4 separate regions of the Homo sapiens genome follow, and regions 2, 3 and 4 are each linked to region 1. A link is a contact called in ENCODE Hi-C or POLR2A ChIA-PET data. All regions are on one chromosome and are shown on one strand. The core of a region is the stretch at or near the end of the contact, and the rest is flanking DNA. Distances in the headings are between cores, read along the strand shown. Region 1 holds the start of ERCC6 (ERCC excision repair 6, chromatin remodeling factor). Region 2 overlaps SGMS1 (sphingomyelin synthase 1). Region 3 overlaps WDFY4 (WDFY family member 4). Region 4 holds the start of WASHC2A (WASH complex subunit 2A).

Evidence for each region. Hi-C counts contacts between places; a loop is a spot of excess contacts on that map. ChIA-PET counts read pairs that join two places held with the same protein, here RNA polymerase II (POLR2A). Pooled maps may share reads with other maps.
Region 2: a map with no recorded cell type shows a loop between it and region 1 (6-fold over the local background). The contact joins the enhancer-like site here to the promoter of ERCC6 in region 1. A Hi-C loop is called at or near these places in 6 of 37 single-sample maps with no recorded cell type and 6 of 50 pooled maps.
Region 3: a loop to region 1 is called in a map of naive thymus-derived CD4-positive, alpha-beta T cell, with 5 times the contacts of the local background. The contact joins the enhancer-like site here to the promoter of ERCC6 in region 1. A Hi-C loop is called at or near these places in 1 of 168 maps with a recorded cell type or tissue (naive thymus-derived CD4-positive, alpha-beta T cell), 8 of 37 single-sample maps with no recorded cell type and 11 of 50 pooled maps. POLR2A ChIA-PET finds 5 or more read pairs at or near these places in 1 of 52 experiments (activated CD4-positive, alpha-beta T cell).
Region 4: a loop to region 1 is called in a pooled map, with 13 times the contacts of the local background. The contact joins the promoter of WASHC2A here to the promoter of ERCC6 in region 1. A Hi-C loop is called at or near these places in 1 of 37 single-sample maps with no recorded cell type and 9 of 50 pooled maps. POLR2A ChIA-PET finds 5 or more read pairs at or near these places in 2 of 52 experiments (CD4-positive, alpha-beta memory T cell and activated B cell).

What each region holds. Positions count from the first base shown.
Region 1 is chr10:49,537,533-49,541,093 of GRCh38, reverse strand. It overlaps ERCC6 (ERCC excision repair 6, chromatin remodeling factor), which reads left to right and starts at 1,973. Exons shown (of 21, transcript NM_000124.4): 1 at 1,973-2,132. RefSeq lists enhancers at 1,291-1,530, 1,561-1,620 and silencers at 2,041-2,330, 3,276-3,464.
Region 2 is chr10:50,505,768-50,509,328 of GRCh38, reverse strand. All of the region lies in intron 3 of SGMS1 (sphingomyelin synthase 1), which reads left to right. Among named protein-coding and RNA genes, the nearest start is that of SGMS1, 120 kb to the left of the region's middle. RefSeq lists an enhancer at 570-649. Within about 2 kb of position 1,913, at least 7 of the 41 ENCODE cell types and tissues checked have a DNase peak (open chromatin) inside an H3K27ac peak, as active enhancers do.
Region 3 is chr10:48,798,513-48,802,073 of GRCh38, reverse strand. The region is part of intron 24 of WDFY4 (WDFY family member 4); the gene reads right to left. Among named protein-coding and RNA genes, the nearest start is that of WDFY4, 120 kb to the right of the region's middle. Within about 2 kb of position 1,678, at least 10 of the 41 ENCODE cell types and tissues checked have a DNase peak (open chromatin) inside an H3K27ac peak, as active enhancers do.
Region 4 is chr10:50,066,064-50,069,624 of GRCh38, reverse strand. It overlaps WASHC2A (WASH complex subunit 2A), which reads right to left and starts at 1,671. Exons shown (of 31, transcript NM_001005751.3): 1 at 1,617-1,671; 2 at 1,398-1,520; 3 at 1-78. The coding sequence starts at 1,619. It also overlaps the pseudogene FAM21EP. RefSeq lists a silencer at 1,848-1,997.

The DNA.
Region 1 (3,561 bases), core at 724-3,223:
ATGAGCTAAATCTGCCTGCATTTGATCTTGGACTTCCCAGCCTCCAGAACTATGAGAAACAAATGCCTGTTGTTTAAGCTGCCCAGTCTATGGCATTTGTTATGGCAGCCTGAGCTAAGGCAGCTGGGAAGAGGTGAACAGTATGCTTGCTAGGCCGTAGAAGCCAATTGTAGCACACCCTTCCTGGGAGAAGAGTAAGTAGTTCCCTAAATCCTGAGCATAGGCATCCAGGGAGTGAAGGACACAAGTGATGCAGAAAAATTAGATGGGGCAGGAGTATAAAAGGGCTTGGACGACTTGCTAAATAACTTGGGACCTCATTTAACTAAATTCCCTCATTAAAGACCCTATCTTCAAATACAGTCACATTCTGAGGTCCCGGGGTGGGGGTGGGGAGTGGCGGTTAGGACTCCAGCATATGAATTTTGGGGAGGGGACACAATTCGGCCCTTAATAGCTCCAGTTGTGCCACCCTGAGTTGTTTTCCTGAACCCCGCCCACGTCTTTGTAAATAATAACTCTCAACTTCCCCTTTTGAGTGGACCATTTTTTCCTGTCCAAATTCTGATATAGGAAGGGTCTCCAAAATAGCTGCAAAGGGAACCTCAGTCTCAAAAGTTGGGATCCACTATATATCTGCTTTTACTTTCAAGCATTGAAACTAATGTCAATCAACTGCCTTTCTATTCTTAATATTTTATCCAAGAAATCGCTAGAATTCTTTCTCCTTTAAAAAAAAAAAAAAGCAAGTTACAAGCCGGGCGTGGTGGCTCACACCTGTAATCCCAGAACTCTAGGAGGCCGAGGCGGGTGGATCACCTGAGGTCAGGAGTTCGCGGACAGCTTGGCTAACATGACGAAACCCCGTCTCTACTAAAAACACAAAAATTAGCTGGGCATGGTGGCAGGCGCCTGTAATCCCAGCTACCCGGCAGGCTGAGGCAGGAGAATCGCTTGAACCTGGGAGGAGGAGGTTGCAGTGAGCCCACATCGTGCCATTGTACTCCATCCTGGGCGACAAGAGCAAAACTCCGTCTCAAAAACAAAAACAAAAACAAAACAAACAAAAAAACCCACTACCACCAACAAAAACAAGTTACATTGTGGGTTGGGGCCGCTGACAGGAGGAATAAGATGATGTTATGGAGCATTTCCTAGTCCCCTTTCCGACCCCATTTCCCTATTGTCCGACTTCAGGCTTCCAAGTGAGGACAGCACTTCCCAGGCAGTGACCCGCAGTCACTGCCCTCCCAGAGGACGTCCTGCCTCGCGGCCCTGGAAAGTCCACCTTCTCCTAGCACCGATCCTGAGCTGAGAAGCTCTGTCTGGTACAGCCATCCTGCATCGTGGGCTGCTTCTTTCCCCAGGCGAAGCTCAACTTCCTCCCATTGTTCTGAACCTCTGTGTGGACATCTTCTTTCTTCAAACGCACCACGGTAAAATTCTCGCCTGCCTCGAAACCCCGCCTACCTCTGAGATCTGAGGACGGATACTAAACGCTGGACTTAAGGCAATGTACACATGTAAGCAGGCTCTGTAGGCACTCACTCCGCCCAGGTGCGCGCGTGGCGGAGGGGGAACAGAGAAGCAGGACAGCTCTCCATCCTTCCCGTGTTCAGTCGTGGGAGACAACAAGAGAGGTCACAGCCTGGCGACCAAAAAGTGCGGCTAACTTCCCTGCCCAAGCTGACTTTCTCTGCAGGGTTCAAGGTTAATTGTGAGGATTTACATTCGCATGGCACACCCGCATCCCCCTCTACGTGGAAATATGTCTTAACTTTCATAACTGCCTTGCCAGCAGGGTATTTTTCGCTAGGGGCGAAGCGTCCTTCGCAAGCCACCCAGCTGACCGGCAGCGGAGACAGCTTTCTCGCCCTGCTCGCACGCAAGTAGAAAGGCGCTGCTGAGCCCGTCCCTCCAAACCACGTGGTCTTGCCCGTGCTTAAAAACAAACGCTGAGCCAGGCGCATGCGCCACGGGCCTCCCCGCACCAGCAGAAGTCGGAGTCGCTGTTGGGGGCGGTGTCTATGGTTGAGCTGAGGGCGCAGGCGCCACGGCCCGTCGAGCTGGGTTCCAAGGCGGCTGGCGGCGGTAGCGTCTCTGTTTCCTTGTGGGCGCTCGCGCGGCCCTGGGTGAGTGTTCGGGGGTCCCGGCCGAATGTCGGGCAGGGGGTGTCGGGGCCCAGCTCAGGCTTCTCGGGCGGGCCGCGGCCCCGCGCCTTGGCCTCGCCGTGGTGATTGAGCCTGTCAGCGAGGACGCACTGTAGCGGGTCTTAGGGCCAAGTGCCCGCTTCCGGCGGCCTCACCTGAGACCGGAAGTAGCGCCAAGGAGCGCTCACCTGAGGCGGCTTGAGTCCCTGGCCGGCCAGCGACCCAGCTACTTCTCCGACTTTGTATAAGGCCCCCTGCGCGCAGGGTCAGCTGGGTCCTTTTTGATCTCGATTAAAATGCTGGAGCTGTTATTTTAAAGAGAGTCGGGCTAGATGTACGTCCGACGTTTTGGGCGTTGATAGAGTCAAATTGATAAGAGTGTGGGCGGATGAGGCAGGCCGCCTGTAAATGCTGCTGTTACGTGACTTCCACGCAGCGTCTTAACTGCTGTCATCCTGTGACAGGCAGCCCTCGCTTTTCTCCTCAACTTTTCCCATCATCTTCTTGTTGCTTTGTCTCCTCCAATCCATTATCCGCACAGTTGTCCAGGTGGTCTCTGGCATAAAGTAGGTCATGCCATCATCAGCCTACTTAACAGTTTTCAGAGTCATTCCATTGCACTGGGAGTGGAATCCATGCTCGTGTTTTCCCAGGCCTTGTGTGATTTGGCCCTTGCCTGTCCCCTCTCAGAACTGTGCCTGTGTCCGACCAACCCTCCAAATGAGACCCAGCTTGCCCCTGGCTGCGGGAGCCCCAGTGATGGGGGAGGACGGTGAAGATACTAGTGTCCCAGATGATTAAGCCTTAGAAGATACTCTGCAAGACTTAGGCCATGAACGGAGCCCTTCTCTGCTCTTCTTAACTCAAAGTTAAAAATAAAGTCAAAAATTCGGTGTTCCAGCCTTCTTGCATTTTCACAAGTGCATCAGCTCTTTCTAGTCTTAAAAGTTACGCACGTTGTTGGGAGGCCGAGGTGGGTGGATCACCCGAGGTCAGGAGTTCGAGACCAGCCTTACCAACGTGGTGAAACCCTGTCTTTACTAAATACGAAAAATTAGCCGGGCATGATGGCATATGCCTGTAATCCCAGCTAATCGGGAGGCCAAGGCAGGAGAATCGCTTGAACCCGGAAGGCGGAGGTTGCAGTGAGCCTGGCGGAGCCTGGCGGAGGTTGCACTCCAGCCTGGGCAACCGGAGCGAAATTCCGTCTCAAAAAAAAAAAAAATTTCACACGTTGTTTCCTTGCAAGACGTTCACTTTACTTTCGACCTGACTGACTTATCAGATGTCACTTTATCAGAGAGGCCTCCTTGACCCCACATCTACCTCCACAATTTCAATTTGGTTTCTCTCATTTTGTCAGAAAGCCTTGTACTTTCCTCTTAACAGCAGTCACCACAATTATATTTGT
Region 2 (3,561 bases), core at 664-3,163, 970 kb before region 1:
ATTGGAGGGTTCTAACTGGAAATTTGAAGCTGTAGAGCTCTTAAACTGTGTTTCTTGATAATCAACATCCTTTATAAATCAAAGTAAAGATATGATTTTGAAAGAAGGCTTAAATTCCAAACTCTTGGCTGTGATTCGTGGGGTTGAAGGATATAACTTCTATCCTTTTGGGACAGATATCTCAACAATATGTATAAGATTACACAGTCTTTCCCCAACAGGAAATTTCTTGTTTATTTAAAACTGGGATTTACTAAATTGGTTTGAATTTAATGCTGTTCAGTAGTCAACTCAGTTGAGCAAGCACTTACCAATAATCATTAACTAGATGCCACATCTGTGATGAGGTGCTGAGTTTACACAGGCAAATGAGCCCCAAGCCCTGTTTTTAAGGAAATTACCATCCATCAGGGTGGACCAAACCATGTACAGCCAGCTAAACTTCAGCAACAGGGGAGATCTCTAAGGAGGAAGCTATTACATAGGAGATGACATTTGAATTCAGCCTTAATGTGTTAGCAGAATTTGGTCTAGTGTGGAAGACAGAAAGCCCAAGGTTTTATGGCAGAGGCTTAAGAACTTCACCGACAACTTCTTATATTCTCCTTAGGTCAGAGCCTGGTCCAAAAGGTATAGAGAATTGGCAGTTACCCACAAGTCTGCCCCAAAGAGGTTCTTTCCAACCACCTGCCACAGTGAGTCAAACAAACTCCGCTGTTGGAGATCCTTTACTTAAAGAGGTCTCCCTGCGGTCTAGACTAGTCACAGTGAAATCCCATCAGAAAGGGGGCCATAGTAATCTATTGCTGGCTTTTGGCTAATGACTGACATGACTTCCTTTTTGTCACTTGATATTTCACTGTCATACCAAGAGAGATGTTAACCGCAGTTAACTGATGAGAAACGTGAGCTGAAGCAGCTTGTGTCACTTGCCCTAGGATGCAGCTCTAGGATTCAGTCAATGTCTGACTGTGCTGGTTTTCCACTACAGCCCATGTGGCCTACTATGAGGACATGGAGACCCCATAAACTTATGGCCCCTGAGTCTCAGCCCTCAAGTGTGGTTAGCATGCCAAAATGGTAAATCTTTGAATACTCTTGGATTGTTTAGCTCTTTAAATGTTTGAGGTGCTCTTATATACATTATCATTTGATTTTTACTTTAAAAACAACTCACAGAATAAACGACTGTAGTTTTAAATAGAGCATTGTTGTCACACAGCACCTTTGGGGAGCCCATACATTGCTTGAGGTGGTCAAAGACTGGCTGAGTTGCTGGGGCCAGTAGTAGGGAGTGGGTACATCTTTAGCAGATCCCATGAATTGTCCCTCATGGGATCTGTTGTGGGGGATTAAATGGTTCTCTTCCTGTCTCCAACTAAGCTGAGGCTTACTGTAACCAGAGGAGCCACTGGCTTGGAACCCCTGGTTGGAACATAAGTTCTCTTGGGCATTGCCATTCCAGGGTATTAGGGTATTGGGGCCTGAGGCCCCTGAGGATAGCATGAAGCCATCTGGGGACTTCTCCATGAGAACTTCTTGTCACTAAGTGCGTGTAATTGCTGATTTAGTCTAGCCTGGCAGGCCCAGTGGTTCTGGTAAGTGGTGTTATTATACCAGGCTATTGGCTGGTAGTTGGCTAATTTGAGGAAAAAAAGAGGTGGTTGGATTCTATGGTAAATTCAGTTGGATGCAAGTGATAGGATTTGCCACAGGGATCATAAAAATCAGGGTGCTGTTCAGGGTGCACAGGTGAATTCCATGGCTCAGGCCTGATTTCACTCCACTGTAGGTACAGAGTGTGATCATGTGTGCAAAATTGTGCTTTCTGCCCCTCCAGAGTGTTTGATAAAGGAATGTCCAAGCCGCCTGTATTTTAGCCTGTTTCGCTCAGCTTGGGCTGGCCTGAGCCCAGGACCTTGGTGTTCCTGGGCTTCTGTCGCTCAGAAGAGCTGCATGGGAGCTCAGAGACAAAGGGGCTTGTTGTGTGAACTCAGATCAGTGGCAGCTGCAAGAAAGAAGAGATAAAGTCCTTCTGTTTTGCTTTTGCTCAACTCTAAATGGTACTTTAGGCTTTTTATAACATTGCAGTGTTCCTTAGGAAAGCTTGACTTGACACACTTATTCTCAGGGTTTTAGGGACCCTCTGTGAGGAATGGTTTGATCTGTCAGAAGGATGGCCTGACAGGGATAGAGCTTTTGGCCAGACCTAGCTACCAATGGGCTGTGTGATCTTGTGCCAGTTGCTTCCCCTCTCTGGGCCTATAAGCCTGGGGGAGTTTGGACTAGAGCAGCTGTGTGTTTCCCATTCGGTACCAGCATTCTGGGTGCATTTGGTACTAGAACAATGGGTTGTAATGGACATGCTTTGCAGGGGTTTTGGGGCCCGACAGTATTGCTTCCTATTCCTGGGTTGAAGCACTTATTCATTTGGATCATGGTGTGGCTGCAAAGACTGGGTTCAGTTAAGTGAGGTCATGTGCGTGAAGCACCTAGCAGGGTACCTGGCACCTGGGAAGGGTGCAGCTAATGGTGGCCACTATTAACATTTAAATTAGGAGGTATGTGCTTGCTGCACTGCCTTTTTACTTCCTGTCACAGAGTAAGTGGCTCCCATTATCTTTAATTTAAAAAAATTCTGATAATTGTGGACAAGCAGCACATCCCTTTAATTTGCTCCTGGAGGAGTGACCTGTGTGATCTTAGGAGTGAGTGGGCAGCTCTGCTTTGCTGCCTTCCCTTTTAGTGTAGGATTCTGTAATATGAAATGAAACTGAGCAGACACGTGGTCTGAATGGCTCACTTAGGGACTTCATTATCTATGTATGGATTTTTCATAGCTCCTAACTTTTTTTTTTATTAGGAAGGAAATCTGTGTGGCATAGATGATGCCATGGAAAAATGCAACTGTAAATTTTCTTTGAGCAAGAACACGGAAGCATGAGAAGGAAGGCTTAATTCCTTCTCCAATATTTATTGAACTCGGCTATTTTTCAGGCACTAGAGATGCAAAAATGAGTACAATCAATATGGTCTTTGCCTTCATGGAGATTAGTTTATTGAGGCAGAGCAGACATTAAATTACAGAAATAATGATTTAATTATAGTTGTGACTAGTGCTGGGAGAAGTACAGAGTGTAGTAAGTTTAATAAGTGTGTAATGTAGGATCTACATGTAATGGGGAGATCAGAAAATTCACTCTGGGGGAATGACTTCTAGTGAGAAGTCTGAAGGGTAAGAGGAGAGTATTCCAGGACAAGGGAGATGGGGAAGGCAATTCTCCAGGAAGAAGGATGGGAAGATAGAGTAATCAGGAGGGAGAGGAAGGATCACAGCTCAGTTTCAGGCCTGAGCAACTGGGAGAAGGCTGGTGCCATGTCTGCAGGTAGAAAATGTTGGTGGATTGTGGTTTGGGTGGGAGTGGGGTCAGCCGGGCACCCTCCTTTCTCTTTAGAGGATGCTCTCCCCCCGCAGATATGGTGTGCTTTGCTCCCCATTCCTCGGGCCTCTGCTCAGATGGCCCTGTTAGGGAGACTTTCCCTGACCACTTCAGGTACATC
Region 3 (3,561 bases), core at 429-2,928, 740 kb after region 1:
CTAGAAAGAATGGGACTCAGGGAGACTAAGTAACTTTTCTGGCACCAGACTTTTTTTTTAATTGGCAGAGACTGTTTTCAAAGTCAATCCACCTGACTACGAAGCCCATTCCCTTGCCCCACACTGGGTACCCATGGGTATCACCTACAGATAGTGACCCATAGGGTCAATACTCAACCTTGCTTGAAGCTAAGCAGTTACCCATGACTTTGCTTACTCTTGCTGAAGAGGAAATGCAAAAGAACCCCAGTGAACACAAGTTTATCGGGAGGCCTGTGAAGGTAGAGACTGTCCCTCTTTAATCCCTGGAACCTAGCATCATACATGCCACTATCTTTCGTAAAGATGCATTACATTTTTTAAAAGAATGAGTGGATACAAAATAAAATAAAATGAGTGGATTGTTCTTCCGCCAGGAAAAGAGTGACAGATTTCCTGCTTTTTTAAGCACAGCCACTGCCCAAAGGCACACACAGAGGTGGGCCAGCTGCCATTTGGGACAGCTGGTATTGATGAAGGCAGCTCTAGTGAAAACATGGGTATCCAGCATGGCACCCCAACATACATGTCTGTAGGGCTCCAAGAGCCCTGCACACTTAGGATATTGATTCATGAAGGCAGTCATTCAACAAATGATATGCCAGGCCTGGGGCTAAGGGCTGAGAGAACTAAGAAAGTCAGATGTGAACCCACCAGTACAATAAGGTGCACCTTTTACACTTCCCACAAAAGTTCCAGCCTCTCACATTTCCTTTCCAGAACACAGCAACAATAATAAGTTGCCACACCCATTTGAGGCTGCCTAGCTCATCAGGAAATTACATAATGCCAAATGTCAGAATTTTGGGAAACATGAATAACTGAATCTTTTGATTGTTATTCTGTGTCACATAAGCCTGTACTAAGGACTATATTAAGATGTCTGGATTAGATTTGTTTGAGTATGGACTGTATAATGTGTCAGGTGTTGCTCTCTCCCCACCCCTGAGATGACTGTACTCTTAGAAATGAACTAGTCAGTTCCTTCTTTAAGAAACCAGAGGCTGGGTATGGTGGCTCATGCCTATAATCCCAGAACTTTGGGAGGCCGAGGTGGGTGGACCATCTGAGGTCAGGAGTTCAAGACCAGCCTGACCAATATGGTGAAATCCCTTCTCTACTAAATATAAAAAAATGAGCCTTATGTGGTGGCACGTGCCTGTAATCCCAGCTACTTGGGAGGCTGAGGCAGGAGAATTACTTGAACCTGGGAGTCAGAGGTTGCAGTGAGCTGAGATCGCACCACTGCCCTCCAGCCTGGGCAACAGAGTGAGACCTCATCTCAAAACAAAAAAAAAAAAAAAGAAAGAATGAAAGAAAGAAAGAAAGAAAGAAAGAAAGAAAGAAAGAAAGAAAGAAAGAAACCAAAACCTAAGACTTAGAAGCCCACAACTTCCTGTTCCTCCCTGATTCTCAACTTTCTGTCCAACCCTGCCTTACAACTTCCTATCCAACTCTGTCTTACAACTTCCTGTCCAACCTTGCCTCAACAGCTTCCTGTCCCTCCTTCCCTCACAACCTCCTGTCCCTCCTTCCCTCACAAATTTTTGTCCCTCCCTGCTTCAACAATCTCCTGTACCCACCCTCCCTCACAGCTTCCTGTCCATTCCCTTCTCAATGACTTCCTGTCTCTCCCTTCCTCACAACTTCCTCTTCCTGTCTGCTTCACACCAGTCATCACGGATCCCACCGTTTCTCCTGTGATCCACTCTCTTGTCTCCAAACCCTCTGAGGATGTGTCTCATTAGCAGTTTCTTCTCCCACTACTATTTTAACTGTCTGGTTTTTACTGCGTCTTCTCCTTCAACCTACAAACAGACTTAAGTCTCTTCCATCTTAAAACACGAAACCGGCTGGGCGCGGTGGCTCACGCTTGTAATCCCAGGGCTTTGGAAGGCCAAGGTGGGCGGATCATGAGATCAAGAGATCAAGACCATCCTGACCAACATGGTGAAACCCCGTCTCTACTACAAATACAAAAATTAGCTGGGCGTGGTGGCACATGCCTATAGTCCCAGCTACTCGAGAGGCTGAGGCAGGAGAATCACTTGAACCCATGAGACAGAGGTTGCTGTGAGCCGAGATTGTGCCACTGCACTCCGGTCTGGCAACAGAGTGAGACTCTGTCTCAAAAAAAAACAAAAAACAAAAACCCAAAACCAAAAGTTCTGAAACTTCCTCTCTGCTATTTTCCAAAGTCCACTGACTGCCTCCACTTTCAGTCTCCCCACACTTCCCCTTAATTCTTTGTTTGTTTGTTTGAGACGAAGTCTCGCTCTTGTCGCCCAGGCTGGAATGCAATGGCATGATCTCGGCTCACTGCAACCTCCCCCTTATGGGTTCAAGTGATTCTCCTGCCTCAGCCTCCCGACTAGCTGGGATTACAGGCGCCCGCAACTATGCCCACCTAATTTTTGTATTTTTAGTAGAGACAGGGTTTCACCATGTTGGCCAGGCTGGTACCGAACCCCTGACCTCACGATCCACCCGCCTCGGCCTCTTCGTGCTGGGATTACAGCCATGAGCCACCAAGCCCGGCCGTTTCTCCTTACTTCTGAGTGGCTTCTGACCCCACAACTTACTTGTCACTAAGTCTGTCAGTGACCTCCAATGGGCACGTACAGTGCACACATCCCTTACCTCACTTTACTTGGTGTAGGCAGAACATGACATTTGGGAAACATTTTTCCCTTTTTGAAATTCTCTCCCCTCAATCTTTTAAATTTTATTTTGTTTCATTTCATTTTGTTTCACTTTGCTTTGCTTTTTAGCATCTGGTTCTTATTGGTGGTTTATTTTCTTAAATCCAGCTTTAAAAGCACCAGATCTCCTGAAGAGGGTAGTTTTATTCAGGGTGGGGTGGGGTAGGGTGGTGTCCATGGCCATTCTAGTAGCAGGCAATGGAGCATGATGGGTTCCTGCATTAGTAATTCCTGGGCCATGCTGGTGGCCAGGACACCTTGGAGCCAGACTGGCTGAGCATGGCCACAGCACTTCAGAAGGGGCAGCAGCGGTTGCAGTCAAGACACATTATCTTATTTAGTGGGGTTTTATGGCCATTTATGTACATCTTCTTTCCCCTTGTGCACAGGGAGCCCATTCTCCAGGCCATGCTGGCTTCCTCCACAATCCTCTTTTCCAGCTTCAGATCCAGGACCAGGACATTCATCTTGGCCTGGTTCAACTGGCTAATCTCATATTTAGGGCTCTTATGCCTATATTTACAAATAAGATTAGCCTGTACTTTTTCATTTTCTGTTCTGTCCTTTTGTGTTCTGCCATCAAGATTAGCTCGTTAAAGAAGCTAGAAAGAACCTATTTCCTGACTGGTGGAATTTCCCTATGAGTGCCCAGCCTGGCGTTCCCTTCTGGTTGTTGTTTATGTCAACAGATTTTAAACCAGTGACTCACTTTACTTGATGATTCTAGGATCATTGGGGTTTTTTATTCATTTTAGAGTGCGCTCTGAAAACTTACATTTTCGATGAGATTGTTCAAATGAACTAAGTTTTCTAATTTACT
Region 4 (3,561 bases), core at 422-2,921, 530 kb before region 1:
TAGTCCGTCCACTTGTTTCTTGATTTCATGGGTCCTAGAGATAGTTTGCTGTGAGAATTCCTGTAGAAACTGTAGTAGCTATTTTAAAAAATAAACATACAGTAGTATCAATGTTACATGTAACTATTCTGCATGTCACATCAAAAAAGAACCCATTTCCTTTCACCTTTGAGTGTTAGAATGTGAAAGAAATGCTTTTTTTTTTTTTGAGAGAGTTTCACTCTGTTGCCTGGGCTGGAGTACAATGGCGCCATCTCGGCTCACTGCACCTCCCGCGTTCAAGCGATTCTCCTGCCTCAGCCTCCCGAGTAGCTGGAATTACAGGTGCCCGCCACAACGCCCAACTAATTTTGTGTATTTTTAGTAGAGACGGGGTTTCACCATGTTGGCCAGGCTGGTCTCGAACTCCTGACCTCGTGATTCGCCCACCTCGGCCTCCCAAAGTGCTAGGATTACAGGTGTGAGCCACTGTGCCCGGCTGGAATGCTGGTTTGACAAGTACTAAAACCAAGTGACATTGGAAAACACTAAGAAAGCTCATCAAAAGAGTGGCAGTGAGCTAATGGACACCTATCTCGTTTCTGGAAAAATTTAAAATCCCTTTTTGGCACTGGGTATGGTGGCTCACGCTTGTAATCCAATACTTTGGGAGGCTGAGGCAGGGTTATCGCTAGAGTCCAGGAGTTGCAGACCAGTCTGGGCAACATAGCAAGACCCCCATCTCTACTAAAATTAAATAAATAAACAAATCAGACAGGTGTGGTGGACGCCTATAGTCCCAGCTTCTCAGGACGCTGAGGTGAGAGGATCACCTGAACCCCAGAGGATTCAGTGAGCCAAGATCAAGCCACTTGCACTCCAGCCTGGGCGACAGGGCAAAACCCTGTCTCCTTTTAAAAGTCCTCTTTGGTTGTCAATCTACAGAGATCACAGACCAAGGGTTAGCTAATCAACCACCACTCTTATTCAAAAATCCTATTCATTTGGGACTCCAACAGTTCTGAGCTTTTTGGGCCCCCGATTTGAAAAATCCCATTAAAGGATATCCACATACTGGCTTGTTTCCCACCCCATTTAGTCCAGGTCCCAACAGGAATCGCCTCCCTAGTGCCCGAGCAATCCCTCAGTGTGGCGGAAACGGATCTCCCCTCCGGATGGAGCTGAGCCAGAAACCCCATGAAGGGAACGTCGCGTCTGGGCCACGGTCAGTGTCTGCCCCTCTCCCTGGTGGCCGGGGACTGCCAGGGTGGCATTCTCGGGGGCTAAACGGGGCGTGTGTTCCTAAGAGGGCAGGCAACGGGACGGGCCAGGTGCAGGGGCAGTCGCGGTCCGGCCCTCCTGCGCGCAAGCCAAGCGTCACCCCTGCCGCTCTCGCGTCCCCGGGGCCCGCCTCTCACGCCCGCGTCGGCCGCCAGCGACCAGCTCTGGCTGCTCCTGCGGATCTCCTCCACCGACCACGGCCGCTCCCACACGGGCTCCGACGCTGGCGCCAGCTCCTGGTCGGGGGTCGTCCGGTTCATCTGCAGCGAAAAAAACGAGAAGAGAAGCTGAGCCTGAGGGCGGCAGGGACGGCGGCCCCAGCCCAGGCCGGCCTCTCTCCTGCCCGGCGCCCTCACCATCCTAGCCGCCCGGCTCGGTGGGCTCCGAAGCTGCCAGCACACGCCGAGGACTGCAGAGCCCCGGAAGCCTAGCCCCAGCCAAGCTGCCCGGGGCGTGACCGGCCTCACGTGACCTGATGTCACGTGACAGAACCCGCACGTGATCCGACCTGCCATGCTGAGGGGAGGAAGCTGCGGAAGTGGACTGGGACTGGAGTTTGGGGTTCTACCCTAGGTTGGGGCGGAGGAAGCTGGAGGATAGGGGCTGACGCCAGGAACGCTGCAGAGGCGGGTTGGCCGGGTGGCGCTGCCCCCCAAGGCCCGAGGCAGCGGCGCGGGATCGGCCACAGCACCGGCCGCCAGTTCGGCGGGTCTGGAAAGAGGGGACCTCAAGCAGCCAGTGGAGCAACCAGCCTGGGAGCCTTCGACGTAGGCGCTGTGGGCGAAGGAAAAGGCCTGGCCTGCTGCCTCTTCTCTTGCAGCAAAATCCGCTGCTGTGAAGGAGCTGGTAGGCGGACGCTCTGTAGATAGAGAATCCCTGATCTGCCTGGGCATCATCTTGCTCTTTATGACCTGCTTGGCTGCCACTGTGTAGGGCCTGCTTAAAGTCCTTTGCACTCTCAGCATTGCCCTCAAGTTCAAGGACAAGCTTCTCATTATGGCAGGCATAAAACTCTTTATAATTCGTCCTCCACTCTCCCAGCTCAGGGCTCCAGCTGTTGTCTCACACTTCCTTGAAGTTCCCTCTGCTGAGTCGCCCTTGTGCCTGACCAACTTACTTACTAAAATAAAAATCCCAATTTCTTTCCAGTCATGTGTGCCCAAGGGCGAGTTATTTAACTTTTCTGAGCTTTCCTCAGTAAAACGAAGCTACATATCTTGCAAGGATGTGATATTAAAGTTATGATATTGTAAAACAGGTGCCACGGTGCTTGGCCTAGGGTGAGCCTTCAACCTAGAACATACCACTGTCCCCATGCACCTTGCTCACACACCCAATCCCAGACTTTTCTTTTGTAGTCACCTCAGTTATCACCTCATTAAATAACCTGATTATCCCAAGTACAGCTTAAGTGACTTAAGTTATTTTCGATGGCTAGCGGAAGGGTCTCCACTACATTGGAGAGCTGGGGTGGTCTGGAGTTCCACGGTGTGGTGGGCCAGAGGCCACCTCTCCTGCGGTCTCTTAGTGTCTCGCTGGCGGGGTTCGGCCCGAGCTAGATAGACACAGCCCTTGGCGGATTTAAACAACCTAAACATTAAACAATACAGCTGCCTCAAATCTTTGGGAATTTCGGAATGACTGACACTGCCAAAGCTGTTCCAAATTTTGAAGAGATGTTTGCTAGTAGATTCGCAGAAGATGACAAGGAGTATCAGGAATACTTGAAACGCCCTCCTATGTGCTCGTTTCTAAAATTCTAGAGGTTAATACAATCAGCTCATGAATGCACAGCTATGCTTCTTGTGATAGATTGTACATAACATCAGCAGTTGAAAGGTAAAACAATTGCTTTTTTTTTTTTTTGCTTTTGTTACGTGACTATGGTACTTTGTGATTCCTTACTCTATAATGAGAATGAGTCGCTCCACATTTATTTGGATCTCTTTTTAGAGGGAAATCAGTAATAAAGCTGTAAAATAAGGAAGGAAAAAAGTTGTTTTTTATGTATTTATCCTAAGGTATTACATTGTATTGTAATCATTTAAATATCAGTCTCTCCTTTAATAATAGCTAACATTTATCAAGTGTTCAGTATTTACCATTTTATACATTGTTCATTTAATTCACACAATGACTATGAGGGAGGGAATATTATTTCCAAATTATAGTTGAGGAAACTGAGGTACAGAAAGGAGAAGTAACTTACTTATGATTAGGTAACCAGGAAAGAGGCAGACCCGAGAACACACACTGTGAGCCAATATGTTACAGTAACCTATAACAGTGTTAACACTAAGG